Regions from separate parts of the Homo sapiens genome. Here region 1 is linked to region 2. A link is an interaction called in ENCODE POLR2A ChIA-PET data of the cell type or tissue named here. Cell type or tissue: B cell. All regions are shown on one strand. Each heading gives the region's core, and the rest is flanking DNA. Links, peaks and the distances in the headings are about the cores only. Region 1 has its middle 15 kb from the start of WDR45. Region 2 holds the start of CCDC22 (CCC complex scaffolding subunit CCDC22).

Evidence for each region. Peaks named below come from ENCODE experiments on the same cell type or tissue, not always from the same donor. Only the 100,000 strongest peaks of a DNase experiment are listed, where the experiment ranks them.
Region 1: POLR2A ChIA-PET joins it to region 2 with 5 read pairs; 3 of 35 experiments call an interaction of 5 or more read pairs at or near these places.

The regions. Positions count from the first base shown.
Region 1 is chrX:49,092,768-49,097,152 of GRCh38, reverse strand. It overlaps a transcript of WDR45 not described here. Among named protein-coding and RNA genes, the nearest start is that of WDR45, 15 kb to the right of the region's middle. In B cell, for the core only: no CTCF peak of the experiment used is centred there; no DNase peak of the experiment used is centred there.
Region 2 is chrX:49,233,572-49,237,922 of GRCh38, reverse strand. CCDC22 (CCC complex scaffolding subunit CCDC22) reads right to left here and starts at 2,453. Exons shown (of 17, transcript NM_014008.5): 1 at 2,237-2,453; 2 at 660-837. The coding sequence starts at 2,286. It also overlaps the pseudogene HSPB1P2. In B cell, for the core only: no CTCF peak of the experiment used is centred there; DNase peaks (open chromatin) are centred at 792 and 2,432; H3K4me3 peaks cover 1,192 bases; H3K27ac peaks cover 1,911 bases.

The sequences.
Region 1 (4,385 bases), core at 220-4,219, 140 kb after region 2:
AAAAGAATGGGTCTATTTGAAAAGTACAAATGCTAAAAAAAAAAAGTGCTTCAATGTATATAGCTTGCCTTTTAAGTCTGTAGCCATTTAAATTATAAGAATTTCATCATTTGCTGGCCAGGCGCAGTAACTCACACCTGTAATCCCAGCACATTGGGAGACCGAGGTGGGCGGATCACGAGGTCAAGAGATGGAGACCATCCTGGCCAACATGGTGGAACCCCATCTCTTATTAGCCGAGCATGGTGGTGTGCACCTGTAGTCCCAGCTACTTGAGAGGCTGAGGCAGGAGAATCGCTTGAACCCAGGAAGCGGAGGTTGTAGTGAGCCGATATTGTGCCACTGCACTCCAGCCTGGCGACAGAGCGAAACTCAGTCTCAAAAAATAAAAATAAAAAATGTCATCACTTGCCAAGCCTGGTGGCTCATGCCTGTAATCCCAGCACTTTGTGAGGCTGAGGCAGGAGGATTACTTGAGTCCAAAAGATTGAAGCTGCAGTGAGCTGTGATTGGGCCACTGCCCTCTAGCCTGGGCAACAGAGCAAGACCCTATTCAACAATAACAAAAAAAGGAATTAGGTGATGGGAAATGCCTACCATTTGAATCTATAAAGATAAGCAAGGCAGGGTGCAGTGGCTCACGCCTATAATGCCAACATTTTGGGAGGCTGAGACAGGAGGATCGCTTGAGCTCCAGAGTTCAAGACCAGCCTGGGCAACATAGTGAGATCTAGTCTCTACAAAAATAAACAAATTTAGCTGGGTGTGGTGGTGCGTGCCTGTAGTCTCAGCTACATGGGAGGCTGAGGTGGGAGGATTGAGTGAGCTCAGGAGGTTGAGACTGCAATGAGCCATGATTACGCCACTGCACTGCGGCCTAGGTGACAGCAAAACCTGTCTCAAAAAAGAGAGAGAGAGAGATAAGCAAGAGTTACTCATGATGCTTGGACTTGGGGGAAGATGCCAACTCTGGCACATGTCAGTTACTACATAAAAAGTCAAGTGCAATGTCAAATCCAGAGCATCAAGAGGAAAAAAAGTTCAGTTCCCAAGAGAACATGGATAGCTTAATAATGTAAAACTTGGCCGGGCAGGGTGGCTCATGCCTGTAATCCCAGCACTTTGGGAGGCCGAGGTGGGTGGATCACAAGGTCAGGAATTCAAGACCAGCCTGGCCAACTTATTGAAACCCTATCTCTACTAAAAAAAAAAATACAAAAACAATAGCCAGGCTTGGCAGCTGGCGCCTGTAATTCTAGCTACTCAGGAGGCTGAGGCAGAGAATTGCTTGAACCCGGGAGGCGGAGGTTGCAGTGAGCCCAGATCACGCCATTGCACTCTAGCCTGGGTGACAGCGAGATGCCGCCTCAAAAAAAAAAAAAAAAAAAAAAAAGGCCGGGCACGGTGGCTCACACCTGTAATCCCAGCACTTTTGGAGGCCAAGGTGGGCGGATCATGAGGTCAGGAGATCGAGACCATCCTGGCTAACATGGTGAAACCCCGTCTCTACTAAAAATACAAAAAATTAGCTGGGCGTGGTGGCGGGCGCCTGTAGTCCCAGCTACTCGGGAGGCTGAGGCAGGAGAATGGCGTGAACCTGGGAGGAAGAAGTTGCAGTGAGCCGAGATCGTGCCACTGCACTCCAGCCTGGACAACAGAGCAAGACTCCATCTCAAAAAAAAAAAATTAGCCGGATGTAGTGGTGTGAACCTATAGTCTCAGCTACTCAGGAGGCTCGCCCGCCTTGGCCTCCCAAAGTTCTGGGATTACAGGTGTGAGCCACCGTGCCCAGCCTGTATTTTCTGTAGAGATGGAATTTTGCCATGTTGCTCAGGCCAGTCTCGAACTCCTGGGCTCAAGCAATCCTCCCACCTTGTCCTCCCAAAGTGCTGGGATTACAGGTGTGAGGCACCATGCCCAGCCGCAACAGTAATTTTCACAAATTACTGAAGTCAAGTAGCCAATTTTGATTCATGAAAGTGATATCACTGTAATTCTTCTAAACTTTCACTGAAATGCATGCTCCCTTTGCAGAGGGAAAGCTGGGTTAAGAGATGTCCAGGATGGTCGGGCTCGGTGGCTCATGCCTATAATCCCAGCACTTTGGGAGGCCAAGGCAGGCAGATCACCTGAGGTCGGGAGTTTGAGACCAGCCTGACCAACATGGAGAAACTCCATCTCTACTAAAAATACAAAATTAGCCAGGCGTGGTGGTGCATGCCTGTAATCCCAGCTACTAGGGAGGCTGGGGCCAAGCTGGTCTTGCACACCTGACCTCAGGCGATCTGCCTGCCTCCACCTCCCAAAGTGCTGGGATTGCAGGCTTGAGCCACCGTGCCCAGCCCTATGAATTATTTCAAATGCGTTAGATCCACCTAATCAAAATTCTGTCATTCAACATATAATTTTGAGTGCCAACTATGTCTCAAGGTCAGTGTTCAGCCCTACAGTAAACAACATGGACAGAGCTGCTGCCTTCACAGAACCTCCATCTAAGGAGCAGGTGAATATACCACCAGGCCGTAATTGGTTGCTTAGCTCCAAAATAGCGAATTTAGGGTCAATTAAGATAATAATCTACTAACTGTAATGACATCTCTAGAGTATTGTGTCTTTTAAAGTACAGTTATAGCCTGGGCAACGTGGGGAAACCCCGTCTCTACAAAAAAAAAAATTTTTTTTCTTTGAGACAGTCTTATTTTTTCACCCAGGCTGGAGTGCAGTGGGGCGATCTCAGCTCACTGCAACCTCAAACTCCCGGGTTCAAGCAATTCTCATGTCTCAGCCTCCTAAATAGCTGGGATTACAGGCGTACACCACCACGCATGGCTAATTTTTGCAATTTTAGTAAAGACGGGATTTTGCCATGTTGGCCAGGCTGGTCTCGAACTCCTGGCCTCAAGTGATCTGCCTGCCTTGGCCTCCCATAGTGCTGGGATTACAGGTGTGAGCCACCGCACCTGACCCCTCCTGTCTCTCTTAACACACATTGCCTCCTTATAGAGGTTCAGGCACCATGCTGAGCCTGGGAGGTAATACAAAAATGAATGAGTGGACCTTGTGGGTTCCATGCTAGTTAAAGACACCCTATGAGACCAGCCTGGCCAACATGGTGAAACCTTGTGTCTACTAAAAATACAGAAAATAGCCAGGCATGGTGGTGTGTGCCTGTAATTCCAGCTACTGGGGATGCTGAGGCAGGAGAATCGCTTGAACCCAGGAGGTGGAGGTTGCAGTGAGCTGAGATCACACCACTGCACTCCAGCTTGGGCGATAGAGTGAGACTCCATCTCAGAAAAAAAAGACACCCCGGGCCAGGCAAGGTGGGTCACACCTGTAATCCCAGCACTTTGGGGAACAAGGTGGGAGAATCACTTGAGTCCGGCAGTTTGAGACCAGCCTGGCCAACATAATGAGACCGCATCTTCACAAAAAATATGTTTTAAAAAGCTGGGCATGGTGAAGTGTGCCTGTAGTCCCAGCTACTTGGGAGGCTGAAGTGGGAGTATTGCCTGAGCCCAGGAGTTCGAGGCTGCAGGCTGCAGTGAACTATGATCACACCACTGCACTCCAGTGTGGGTGACAGAGGGAGACCCTGACTCATTAAAAAAAAAAAAAAAAAAGAAGGCTGATTGTGGTGGCTCACGCTTGTAATCCTAGCACTCTGGAAGACTGAGACAGGAAGATTACTTGAGCCCAGTGGTTCAAGATTAGCCTGGGCTGGCCGGGCTCAGCGGCTCAAGCCTGTAATCCCAGGGAAGAGAATTGCTTGAACCCAGGAGGTGGAGGTTGCAGTGAGCTGAGGTCGTGCCATTGCACTCCAGCCTGGGTGACAAGAGCAAAGTTCCGTCTCAAAAAAAATATAGCCTGGGCAACATAGTGAGACCTCAAGACCCCATCTCTATTAAAAGAAAACAAAGTATCCAGCTTAAAAACATAATACTGGCCAGGCACAGTGGCTCACACCTGTAATCCCAGCACTTTGGGAGGCCGAGGTCAGATCGAGACCATCCTGGCCAACATGGTGAAACCCCGTCTCTAATACAAAAATTAGCCAGGCATGGTGGTGGGCACCTGTAATCCCAGCTACTTGGGAGGCTGAGGCAGGAGAATGGCTTGAACCCAGGAGGCGGAGGTTGCAGTGAGCCGAGATGGCGCCACTGCACTCCAGCCTGGGTGACAGAGACTCCCTCTAAAAAACAAAACAAAAAAACCATAATACTAAGTGAAAAGAAACAGAATGAGGAAACACAGACCTGCGTGAGTTAGGATTGCAGTTCCCAAACTGTGTTGAGGCACCTCAGAGTGCCATAGTGAATTCTCAGGGACGCTGTAAGATGCTTTAAATTGTTTGAGGGAAATATATGGGTACTCAACATGTCAGA
Region 2 (4,351 bases), core at 1-4,000:
TTGGGTGTGGTGGCACACGCCTGTAGTCCCAGCTACTCGGGAGGCTGAGGCAGGAGAATTGCTTGAACCCGGGAGGCAGAGGTTGCAGTGAGCCAAGATCGCACCACTGCACTCCAGCTTGGGCGACAAAGTGAGACTCCATCTCAAAAAAAAAAAAAAAAAAGGAATGACCATGTCATCCAGACTGGGCCAATCAGAGCACAGAGTGATTAGTTTAGGAGTATATGACCCAGACAGAGTATTTTCTGGAACTAGGAAATGGATACTATGGGGTGGGGGTGGTATTTTGCAGCTAAATTTAAAACATAGAAGCCAGGAGCAGCCCAGGTGCAAACTGGATAAACTCATTTGCTCCTCATAAAAGCACTACATTTATCATCTCCATTTCACAAATAGGAAAACTGGGGCCCAGAAGGGTTAGGGTCACACAGTTACCAAGTGGTGGGGCTAGGATCTAAACTACTCAGGCAGTTTGGCAGTACAGTCAGCAGCCTTAACCACTAATGAAAACTAAGCCGCAGGAAAAATGACAGAGGAAAGGCAAGTGTTGCAGAGGAAAGGCAAGTGTTGCAGAGGAAAGGCAAGTGTTGCAAAGGAACTTGGTTACTTTGTAAAAGAGGAAGAAAGAGGATGTGTGCATTAGGAGGAGGGCCACTCACCATGCAGGCCTGAGCCAGGCTCATGGCCAGGCGGAACCGGGCAGACATGGCAAGAGGCAGCAGAGGGCTGAGGCCAGAGCCCACCGCAGGGTTGATCACACGCAGGCAGCGGACCACAGCCTCTACAACCAGCTCAGTGGTGAAGGCGCGCAAGGTCTGCACATCTGGAGGAACTGCCCTGAAGAAGGGGACCAGCTTGATCGCAGGAATAGTCAGGCAACAGGGATCAGGCTGAGCCCTGCAGCCTTTTGGAAACACTAGTACCAGGGTCGGGGCAGGGAGGATGCCTACAGTTCAGACAGATCCTGGATGTTGGTGACTGTGACTTCCATTTGGAAAACCAGGAACTAGGGAAATCCTCAAGTCCTAAGATCTTGGAGTAGGAGAATGGTGGGTGGAAGAGAACTCAGTTTAGAAAAATATCAAAATTTGGGAGTCTGGGAAGGTGAAAGGGTCCAGGTGGCACAATCTCTGGGTTTCTTGGTTCCCAGATAGTATGTTCTTTGCATACATATTGAGCTGCTAGAGTTTTGAGAAGACTAGATTTTAGGAGGCTGCTGTTTTCAGAAGTTCCAAATGTCAGGGTCCCTGGGTATCAAGATCCCTGAATATCAAGACCACCTAGTTTCAAGCAATACAAAAATCAGACTCCCTAGATGTTGGCATCCTGGGTTTTTAGGGCCTCTGAACGGAGGAGTCTTCGTGCGTCAGGGTGACCAAATGCTGATGTCAGATTTTAGAATTCTGGGTTTTTTTGGCTGGGCGTGGTGGCTCACACCTGTAATCCCAGCACTTTGGGAGGCGGAGGCGGGCAGATCACTTGAGGTCAGGAGTTGGAGACCAGCCTGACCAACATGGTGAAACCCTGTCTCTGCTAAAAATACAAAAATTAGCCGGGCAAGGTGGCGCACGGCTGTAATACCAGCTACTTGGGAGGCTGAGGCAGGAGAATCACTTGAACCTGGGAGGCGGAGGCTGCAGTGAGCTGAGATCACCCCACTGCACTCCAGCCTAGGCGACAGAGCGAGACTCCATCTCGGAAAAGGAAAAAAAAAAAAAAGAATCCTGGGTTTTTTTAAGCCCCAGGTGTTTGGGGAACTGGAGTTTGAAGGATCCCAAGTATCTGGTCCAGGGATTTTTTGGAGTCCCCGAGTGCCAGGGTCCTGGGGTTTTACGCTCCCTGGTTCTTAGGGCACAGGTGTCTTAGGGTCTCCAGATAACAGGGTCTCAGGGAACTGATGTTAAGATTCCCCAGATTACAGGGTTCCGGGTCTTGAGGTTTCAAGGTTGTAACGTCTCAAGGTGTCTGGGTCCCAGAGCTTTGGGTGTACCAAATATCATGGTTAAAGGATTTGGGAGGCCTCTGATGTCGGTGTCAGGGAGGGCGGTGTGTGTGTGCGTGTGTGTGTGTGTGTGTGTGTGTGTGTGTGTGTGTGTAAGGGGGTGAGGGTCTTAGGATCCTGGAGTTGGAGCCCTGAATGTCAGGATCCCGGGTTTTAAGGTTCCCGGGAAACGGGGTCCTGGGCTTTAGAGTCCCGGATGTGGGCTTCGGGGGTGGGCGGGGGCTCTGTCCTTACGTGCCGGCCTGGCGCAGCGAATGGATGAGGATTCGGTCCGCCTCCTCCATGGTGGAGCCGTGTCGGAGTCGGGGGCTGGGTCCAGGACCGGGTCCGAGAAAGTGGGGAGCAGCTGTAGAAACCCTGCTCCGTGCTCGCGGTCCACAGAGTGTCACGGGTCGTGTGGGGAGAGTTGGAAAGTGTAGTTCTGTGAGCGAGCACGGCGCATGCCGGATGTGAGGCCTGGGGTGAGTGTGCACGGAGGTTGAGCTTGCAATAGCTGCTGGGAACTGTAGTTCTTCCACCTGCAGTCCAGTGGGCTCTTCCAAGGGAAAAAGGAACAACCCGTGTGGTGGGGAGTGGAGGGGCCGGACAGAAAGGGGCTTCCTGACTCATTCGTTTAAGGCGGCATTCATCTTCTAGGCTATAAAAGTGTACACATTAAGGGCAGAATTTTAACACAAAGCGACTACTTCCCTGTGTCTTAGTCTCCTCATCTGTAAAATGGGACTATTGACAGTACCTGCTTTTTAGGATTAAAACAGAATTAATTTATATAAAGCACGTTGTACTATGTGCCTGACACATAAGATAAGAAAGCACTATGTAAGTTATAGTTACTAGTGTCCATGCATTCAATAAATGCTTTAATATGATACACATTTGTACACTCCAAAGAATAATTACACAGCAAATATCTATGTAACCGGCTGGGTGCAGTGGCTCACGCCTGTAATCCCAGCACTTTGGGAGGCCGAGTCGGGTGGATCACCTGAGGTCAGGAGTTCGAGACCAGCCTGGCCAACATGGTGAAACCCCCTCTCTACTAAAATGAGAAAAATTAGCCAGGCATGGTGGCACATGCCTGTAGTCCCAGCTACTCGGGAGGCTTAGGCAGGAGAATCACTTGAACTGGGGAAGCGAAGGTGGCAGTGAGCTGAGATTGCGCCATTACACTCCAGCCTGGGCAACAGAGCGAGACTCCGTCTCTAAATAAATAAATAAAGCAAAAGAAATCTATGTAACCATTTCTTGAACAGCCGACGCGCACCTGCAATCCCAGCAGTTTTGGAGGCCAAGGCGGGAGGATCGCTTGAGGTCAGGAGTTTGAGACCGGCATGGGCAATACAGCAATACACCATCTCTTAAAAAAAAAAAAAAAATTGACACTTGTCCAAGCAGACGTCCCCAGCAGAGCCAGCCAGCATGACCGAGCGCCGCGTCCCCTTCTCGCTCCTGCGGGACCCCAGCTGGGACCCCTTCCGCGACTGGTACCCGCACAGTCGCCTCTTTGACCAGGCCTTCGGGCTGGTCGCAGTGGTTGGGCACCAGCTGCTGGCCCCGCTACGTGCGTCCCCTGCCCCCGCCGCGGTCGAGAGCCCCGCGGTGGCCGCGCCCGCCTACAGCTACGCGCTCAGCCGGCAGCTCAGCGGCGGGGTCTCGGAGAATCGGCCCACAGCGGACCGCTGGCGCGTATCCCTGGACATCAACTACTTCGCCTCCGACGAGCTGACGGTCAAGACCAAGGATGGCATGGTGGAGATCACCAGCAAGCACGAGGAGCGGCAGGACGAGCATGGCTACATCTCCCGATGCTTCACCCGGAAATACACGCTGCCCCCCGGTGTGGACCCCACCAAGGTCTCCTCCTCCCTGTCCCCTGAGGGCACACTGACCGTGGAGGCCCCCATGCCCAAGCTAGCCACGCAGTCCAACGAGATCACCTTGGAGTCACGGGCCCAGCTTGGGGGCCTAGGAGCTGCGAAATCCGACCAGTCTGCAGCCAAGTAAAAGCCTTAGCCCGGATGCCCACCCCGGCCGCCGCCACTAGCCGTGCCCCCGCACCCACCTGTGTGTTCTTTTGATAGGTTTATCTTCTGTTGTTCTCAAATAAAGTTCGAAGCAACCCAAAATTTAAAAAAAAAATAGTTGGGCATGGTAGTGCACACCTGCAGTCCCAGCTACAGAGGCTGAGGTCAGAGGATCACTTGAGCACAGGAATTCAACGCTACTGTGAGCTATGATCACGCCACTGCACTCCAGCCTGGGTGACAGAGCAAGACCCTGTCTCTAAAAATAATAATAATTGATAATATTTGATCTTTTTTCCATAGAGATATTGCACATATATTAGGT